Regions from separate parts of the Homo sapiens genome. Here region 1 is linked to region 2. Evidence: chromatin loops called from intact Hi-C (ENCODE). Cell type or tissue: MCF 10A. All regions are shown on one strand. Links, peaks and the distances in the headings refer to the core of each region. The heading gives the core; the rest is flanking DNA. Region 1 has its middle 8.5 kb from the start of LMX1A. Region 2 has its middle 11 kb from the start of LRRC52-AS1.

Region 1 (4,397 bases), core at 243-4,242, 230 kb before region 2:
TAATTTATTTATATAATATATCTCTCCTAGTTTCTAAACAGGATTTGAGGTGACAAACACTACCAATAGTGAAATGAATTTTTTAAATTAAAATTATATACTGGGAGCAGAAAAACAAATCATACCCCCACCAAAATAATAATGTGGGGCTAAATATTTGAATTGTGATAGAATGTTAAATGTCACTCTGTGTTTACAAGGTGACACAGAGAAAAGTAAAGCTTTACAAAATTGTTACGATCCAATCAAACTGTGTTTCCAACATTATTTATATGTCTAGCTGGCTTAGGACAGAGTCTATAATAAAAGAACATATGTAACTCATGACAATGGAGATCAGACCTGTGACCTCATGAACAGTGTTTGAAAATTTTTTACTTTTGTTTATTGACTGTATCTCACCTCTTGTGAAAAGAATTATAGCAAATGTAAAACAAATGATATATACAACAAGTTAATAAGGTGGAACTACAAAAACAGGAAGAGAGAAAACAGATAATATTAAATATAAGAGTTAACAGTTGTCTCTTTGAGGGCAGCAACTATGATAACACGGTTCAATCTAACATAGTTCTAAGTATGTACTTGGCACTTGTTATGTGTGAACATTTGAGCAAATGAATACCGTGAATGAGAGTCTAATTTGCCTTTGAGCTTCCTGGCGGCTAGGGCAAAAAGAGAAATAACCAGCTTATAGATATTTTTGCACCTGGATTAGAGTGGTAATTGTGGATTTGTTTGATTAAACACAAAAGAAAATGTACCCTTAATCCTCATACCTCCAGATTCTTGTGCCCAAGGAAGTAAACAGTGAATCTTTCCATCCCGCTCCTCAGCACAGTGCCTTGCATAAAATAAATATTTGTTGCATGAATATATTAATAAGATCATTAAAATAAAGGGTTTTTGATACATCTAAGACGTGTTTCCATTTCCTCCTTTCCTATCCCATCAATAACTTATCCCCAATCCTTTTTCAACCTTAAAGTTCAGAGAGGAAAAAAAAATTGTCAGGAGGGTATTGAAGGTGAAGGTATTCCAGGTAGATGACATGGCTTCAGCAAAGGCATCCGGGGAGAAAGTCAAGGTAAGTTAGAAAATCTCTGTGCACAGAAGGAAATGGGGCAACACAGGAGGTTCGAATACTGGACTTTAAGTTTATGACTCCACAGGCCATAGAGAGCCTTTGGAAGATTGGGATTGGAGGAGTAAAATAATCAGGGGTTTGGCCTATGCTTATTAATTCTGGTATCAGTGTGGCTAATGAATTCAAAGAAAGGAGAAGAGGGAGGTAGAGCAGATAAACTTAGTTACTCTAGTATAAGTGAGAAATTCAAGGTCTGGCCCAGGGCAGGGAAATGACCTTGAGGGGGATGAATGTAAGAGCAATATCAGAAATCAAGTCAAAAAGTCCAGCATCTGTTTAGCTGTGAAGTGAGAAGAAATGAAGGGGAAAAGGCATCAAAGAGGCTTGGGGAACAGTGTGGTAGTAATAGAAATAGGAAATGCAGGAGGAAAGCAGCAGGATGGGGTGCAAGAAGAAGTTTGGTGACTTTTCAAAATGTTTTCCCATCCATTATCTCATTGATTTCATATGCAAACAGAGTGAGATCCACCCTGAATGTCAGCTGAAAACTGCTCTGCCCCTGTTTAGAGCTGCCAAGTTTCAATGAGCAAACGTATGCCTTGATCCTTCTGGTGGTACCAGGGCACCCACTGGCAGGTGCCCTGCCCTCTCCAGGCAGCCCCAAAGCTTCGCCAGGGCTCAGCCACCCCATCCTGGCTCCGAGCCAGCAGCAGCTAAAAAGTGGGTAGTGAAAACACTGCGGCCTGCCATGCTTGCCAGGAACATGGATGGGTGTGCCCCGGAGTTCAGCCAGAGTCTCCCAGAACATCTGGGCAGGGTGGGGAGGGAGGAGCACAGCCATTGGAGTTTCTTTAGTGTCTCATCTTTCTTCCCGCTGGGTAGCAGGCTCTGGTTTCACCACTGACTCACTTCCAGGCACAGGCAAGTGGTTTCACCCCAGGCTGCAACTTCTCCCCTGAGCAATGGGACAGATAATATTTCTCACCTCCTTAGGACAGCAAGACATTAATGAGAGGGCTCTGCATGCTCCTGGCTGAGCCTCAGTTGGATGGCACAAGCAATTGCATAGAGAGAAGAAACACTGACCTAGTCATAAAAAGTCAGTCCTGGACGGGGCTCCAGCACAGAGCTGATCTAGCCTCTCACCTCGCAGATGAGGGGCCTCCAGTCTGTAGCCACAACCACTCCCAGCTGTCATCTGTTGGTTTTCAGATATATATGTTGGGGCCTCTTATGGATCCCTACATCCCAAGGAAAATCCAAATTTCTCTGCACAAGCTGGTCCCACTCAACATTTCCAGCCTCCTCTCCTTCATTCCCCTTCTCTCTTCCCTCCTCCTCACTCAACTCCAGGCGTTCACAACTCTACATTACACCCCCCCCACCCCGACACACACACACTGTGACTCAGACACTCCCCATCCATTTTCCTGGCACAGGTCTGTGCTCTGCTACCCAATCAGCAGTGTCCTCAGGCAGGAGTCCACTTTCCTTTCTTCTCTGCCCTGTTGAAAACCCACCTCTTAAGCCCTCAGACAGGTAATTAGCACCTCCTCTGCCTGGCAGGCTGTTTAGCATTTATCACAAGGTATCTCCAGTTTTCCTTTAGATATCTGCCTCCTTCACTAGAAAACACACAGATGTGTGACTTAGAGAGCTTAGTGTCCTCCCAGAGTCAGGCCCTGGTGACAGATGTGGGAAATGAAGAAGGAAAAATGCAGATTATAATAGGGTTTACAAACCAAGGGTGCAAAAAAAGGGGTACAGTGAAGTCTGCCTCCAGTCCCTGCTCTCTGCCCAGCTCTCCCTGATACATAACATGCCAGGTAGTAGGTTATGAGGTATCCTTCAGTTTCTTTAAGCATACACCCCAAAAACCACAACACAAATATAGATCCTTTACTTCCCGCTTTGTAACCCAAATCATAAACTTTTTTTTTACAGAGACCCTTTAAAATCTTTCAAGTTTCTCATATTCATCCTCCCTCTATTCCGATCTTCAACTCATAGGTTTAACTATCCATGAAACAAATAATACCACACATTTAATGTAAGTCACAGTACAGGTGCATCTTGCCTTTAAAAATGATTGAGTTCCTGGGAAATTATGTAAAATCACATTTGTATTAAAGTAGTCACATTTCCAGTGCATTGAAGGGGCATGTTGTTTAAAGATATTCAGGAGTGTATCTTCTTACCGATGAGGAAGTGGTATACTCTGCTACTCCCCAAACTGTTGATTCAGTTCAGATTTGCTAACACCTCATTCTTTTAGAACCCAGTAACACAGATTTAAAAGAGAGCAAGTTTCTCTGTCTAGTGAGAAAAAGGGTAAAATTTAGAGCCAGAGTTCCTCCCACAGAAACCCCTTCAAACCCCAAATACAGGGAACTGATAGCCCTGGTCGACCCCACCTTTTCATCTATGGAGCCAGACTCTGTGGACACATTTGCAGCTTCCTGGGGATTGGCAAGGTAGTGAGAAGCTGCTTCCATGATTTCAGCTTGCAATGGCACCATCTAATGATTTTAAAGAAATTTCTGTTAGAGACAGAGTCTCACTCTGTTGCCCAGGCTGGAGTGCAGTGCCATGATCATGGTTCACTATAACCTCCAGCTCCTGAGCTCAAGTGATCCTCCTGCCTCAGCCTCCCAAGAAGCTGGGACTACAAGCATGTGCCACCATTCCTGGTTAATTTTTTACATTTTTTGTAGAGGCGCGGTCTTGCTATGTTGCCCAGGCTGGTCCAAACTCCTGGCCTCAAGCGATCCTCCCATCACAGCCTCCCAAAACCCTGAGAGTACAGGCATGAGCCACCATACCGGCTGGCCACCTAATGACTTTAACTGTTCAAGATTGTAGATCAGGGGTCCATCAACTACAGCCAGGGGCCAAACCCAACCCATTGCTTGTTTTTTGCACAGCCTGCAAACTAAAAGTTTTTACATTTTAAAGTGACTTTTAAGATTAAAAGAAAAATATTTTGTGACATGTGAAAATTATATGAACAATTTACATTTCAGTGTTCATAATAAAGTTTTGTTAGGACACCTTCATGCTCCTTTGTTTAGTGACTGCCTATGACTGCTCTCACCCTACAGCAACACAGTCGAATAGTTGGAATTGCAAAGTCGAAAGCCTAAAATATTTGCTCTCTGGCCCTTCACAGAAAAAGCTTGCCAAACCCTGTTCTAAAAGATACTATAAGACCCAAAGTAGATGTCCAGATGAAACAGATGCATCTCTTTCAGCTTTAGGTGTCTGTACCCGGCCAAATAGGATCTCAGTGCTGAGACTTTTGTTCTTCTTG
Region 2 (4,397 bases), core at 333-4,332:
CGATTCTCCCACCTCAGCCTCCTGGGTAACTGAGATTACAGGCATGCGCCACCAGGCCCAGCTAATTTTTTTTGTATTTTTAGTAGAGACGGGTTTCTCCATGTTGGCCAGGCTGGTCTCGAACTCTCAACCTCAGGTGATCCACCTGCCTCAGCCTCCCAAAGTGCTGTGATTACAGGTGTGAGCTACCTCGCCCGGCCTTTTTTTTTTTTTTTTTTTTTTTTTTGAGACATGTTCTTGCTCTGTCACCCAGGCTAGGGTGCAGTGGTGTGATCACAGCTCACTGCAGCCTTGACCTCTTGGGCTCGAGTGATCCTCCCACCTCCTTCCCAAAGTACTGGAATTACAGGCTTGAGCCACCCCGCGTGGCTAGGTTTTTTGTTTGTTTGTTTCTGTTTTTTGAGATAGTGTCTCTCTCTGTCACCCAGGCTGGAGTGCAGTGGCGCAATCTCAACTCACTGCAGCCTTGACATTCCAGGCTCAAGCAGTCCTCCCACCTCAGCCTCCATAGTACTTAGTACTATAGGTGCACACCACCATGCCCAGCTAATTTTATATTTTCTAGAGACAAGGTCTCACTGTGTTGCCCAGGCTGGTCTTGAACTCCTAGACTCAATCATCCTGCCTCAGCCTCCCAAAGTGCTGGGATTACAGGTGTGAGCCACTGCCCCTGGCCAATTATTATTATTATTATTATTATTATTATTATTATTATTATTATTATTTTAGTAGAGATAGGGTTTCTCCATGTTAGCCAGGCTGGTCTCAAACTCCTGACCTCAGGTGATTCACCCACGTCGGCCTCCCAAAGTGCTGGGATTACAAGTATGAGCCACGGTGTCCGGCCCAATTTTTTTTAATATATAAATAAATGACTGAATACAGACAAACCAAGATAACCCTAGTGGTTTCCTGCTCTCTTTTTTGTTAGCATGATCAGTCATAGAATTCATGTAGCTTGACTTCAAAAGTTTTTCTGGTTTAGTCCATCCTCTGGAATAATAACTAATAGTTTCTATCCTATTTTCTAAGATACATGCATTTTAAAGCTAATGGGATATTTGATCACAATGTCCTGCTGGGGTGTTAAATCAAAGAAACCAAAGCTTTCTTTCATTTTATTTTGTCTATGGCATCTTTCCTGCATTCTCCAAATGTTCTCTGGTTAATCACTTGATCCACACCAAATAAGTCAAATGAACTCACCTGATGAAATGCAAAAGAAAGCCTGTAAGAACTTTAAGTTTGCAAATACAATTAGACTCTCTTTAATTCAAATAGTCGGATAATGCGATTCCCTAAGATTGTCATTCAGAATACCAACTCTCATTGTACTGAGGGGAGAGAAGATGCATAGAAACTCCAGGTGACAAAATATTTAAAAACACAGAATATTTTTTTCAAATGTATTCTTCTAATTTAAAGATGACACATCTTATAAGGGGGGATGAGAGCAATAAAACCGCTCCCAGTTATTACAGTGAACCTGCCAGAAGACCAGTCTTTGATGCCTATCAGCAGTCTCTGTCTATAGAAGCTGTTCCAGCTTTCATCCAGCCTTCTGGGTCCACTTCTCCACTCTCATTCCTCACATGTTGACCCTTGGGGATCTCCTACTGGAAAGTGCTCTTTCCTGCCATCACCCTCCTAGGCCCCTACCAGGGACCCAGCCCCAATGGGGCTTAATAGGCACCTTGGCATGGTAGTCTGGTGCCCTAGACTTTTTTTCTTTTAATTGAGGCAGAGTCTCACTACGTTGCCCAGGTTGGTCTCGAACCCCTGGGCTCAAGCATTCTTCCTGCCTCAGCCTCCTGAGTAGCTGGAACTACAAGCCACGTGCCACCTCGCCCAGCCAGTTACCCTAGACTTTTTGACGAAAAGAAAAAGTTTTCCAGGTTAAGAAAATGAACCATAGAAAATTACAATTGTAGCACCAAAAAGGAAACTGGCTGACAGACCAGCAGCTCAGAGATCAGTGACTTAGACAATGCTGCCACCTATCGACCAAAAATGGAAGTACGGCTGGTCTTAACAAATTTAGAGCGACTTAATGGAAAATTTCATATGGATTTGGAATAGGTAGTCACTGAATTGTTATTACCATCATTACTGGTGCTTCAACAATAAGGTTTTTCTAGTCCTAACACAATCACAACTAAATCCTATGAGCAGGGGGTGCGGCAGAAACTGAGGATGTAGAGTAGGAAAGTAGAGTCATGAATGTGAAGGAGTAAGTACTCTAGTACTTTTCCTTAATTCTGTGAATGTGGAGTAGGAAATCAGTTCAAATCCTGAAAGAGGGAATAGAGGGAATAAAGGCTAAGAAAAGCGCCCTTATTAGAAAAACAGATGGAGTAAGAGGAAGATAACAGCACCAGGAGACTGAGCACCTCCCATACACCACACACTGACTCAACAAGGTACATTCACATAAGGAATCTAATTTAATCCCCACTAAAACCCTGCCAGACTAGCATTTTCGTCTCCATTATTGGGTCCCTATTATTAGAGTGTAGCCAAAAAAAGGTACAGATTTGCATAAGCTCACAGCTCAGACCCAGCAGGGCTGGTTTGAACTCAGGTCTGTCTGCCCTGTCACAAAAGCCCATTCTCATTTTAACAGACCAAAACCACCTATTCTCACTTTTCAAATTTTTTAAGGCAAATATTGAGTACATAAGATTGTTCGGATTACAATCTCCTGCTGGGGTGTTAAATAAAGGAAACCAAAGCTTTAGGGGATGCCTATGCCGGGAGATTTGGTGCCACAGATTCTCTTTAACCCGTAGGGGCTCTTTTTTTTCCTTTCTCCTTCCTGCCCCATTTTTCTCTCCCCTCTAAAATCCTCTGTCTAACTATAGATACAGTACAGTAGCAACAGCCACTATCTACATATGGCCATTGGTACTTGAAATTAGGCTAGTCCAAATTGATATGCACTGTACATGTAAAATGCACACTGGATTTCTGGGACTTCATATAAAAATTTTAAAATCCCATTAATTATTTTTATATTGATTACACAGTGACATGACACTATTTTGGCTATATCCAGTTAAATAAAGTATGTCATTAAAATTAATTTCATCTGTTTTATTTTTTAACAGGACTACTAGAAAATTTTAAATTACATGTCTGGATGGCACTGTATTTCAACTGGATAGCGCCGGTTTAAAGACATGCAAACATGCTTTTGTAAAGAAACGCATTTCATACATTAATTAGTATAAGATCACAGGCATGAAACCAAAATCTGTTTCCTGCTCAGTTGATAGGCAGAAAACTGCCATCTGAGGTTCAATTAAGACAACTATAATTATTAACCGGGAGCTTCTCATCGTGAGCAAACTAATGAAGCCTGATTTTCTCTGGTTGTATGCCTTATGAGTGACTGATTTGTTCACTAATTATCCCAAAGTTTTTTATCCTGCAGATTACATTAATAATAGTGTGATTTATATACTAGAAGAATATGCTCTATCAGGCTCAACAATAACTTCACATTTCTCATATTAGAGAAAGTTGAGCTATTACTATTCCCCTCAGAAGCATGTTCCTAAGACGCTGCAGAATCTTCTCACCCCTACCTAGTTCAATGTCTTTAAAGCAGATGGAAATGTCATTGTGAACCAAAGGCTAGTCACATCCTAGGATTAAACCTATTTACCTCGAAGGCTTATTTTCAGGCTAACCAGGGTTCCTTACAACTTTTTCTTATCAAAAACAATCCTGGAAAAATGGACTTAGAGAAATCTACAGGCCAATGGACTCCTAAAGACAAGATACAGTCAAAGTTTCTAACCAGGAATTAAAAGATCAGGCTTACTCCCTAGGATGACAAACAATTGGTCCAAACCATATGGAGGTGCTCCTTCTACAGAGCCCTCAGCACAGTGGTACCTGAGACTGGACTTCATGAGCAGGGTTCTTGGGCAGGCAGAGCACATTCTGGGATGGCAGAAGACATTCTGCCTGTCCAAGAATTTCAAAGAGCCTCCATCTGCCCCTTGGAGTCAGGGTCTATGTCAATCATGATGCCGAGTTTCCAGACAGGAGGAGAATGGACTAATTAATTTCTCAAGTTCGCCTTCAAAACCAGACTCTGATCCCCCACTTTCAGCATAAGGGAACAGACCCAATAAGTTAAATTGAAGTTAAAAAAAAAAAAAAACCCTGGTCTGAGGTTTCCTAGGAACCCACTTGAATAGTGCACAATACAAACTCAACAGATATCTTCTGCCAGCTCTTTTCAATTTTCTCTGCTATGTGTGATATTTTCCATGGATGAGACCAGAGATGTTTGGTTGTAAATGATTGTCAGATGTTTAAACAATTTTGTTGCTGAAACATGATAATTTCCAGAAGCCCCTTTTCTGTACACGGTATCTTTTGCTAAG

The links. Peaks named below come from ENCODE experiments on the same cell type or tissue, not always from the same donor. Only the 100,000 strongest peaks of a DNase experiment are listed, where the experiment ranks them.
Region 1: it touches region 2 in a loop (7-fold over the local background); 15 of 110 quality-filtered maps call a loop at or near these places.

Annotation. Positions count from the first base shown.
Region 1 is chr1:165,362,997-165,367,393 of GRCh38, forward strand. No RefSeq gene overlaps it. Among named protein-coding and RNA genes, the nearest start is that of LMX1A, 8.5 kb to the left of the region's middle. In MCF 10A, for the core only: no CTCF peak of the experiment used is centred there; DNase peaks (open chromatin) are centred at 1,905 and 2,505.
Region 2 is chr1:165,591,135-165,595,531 of GRCh38, forward strand. No RefSeq gene overlaps it. Among named protein-coding and RNA genes, the nearest start is that of LRRC52-AS1, 11 kb to the left of the region's middle. In MCF 10A, for the core only: a CTCF peak has its summit at 2,006 (motif pointing left); a DNase peak (open chromatin) is centred at 2,007.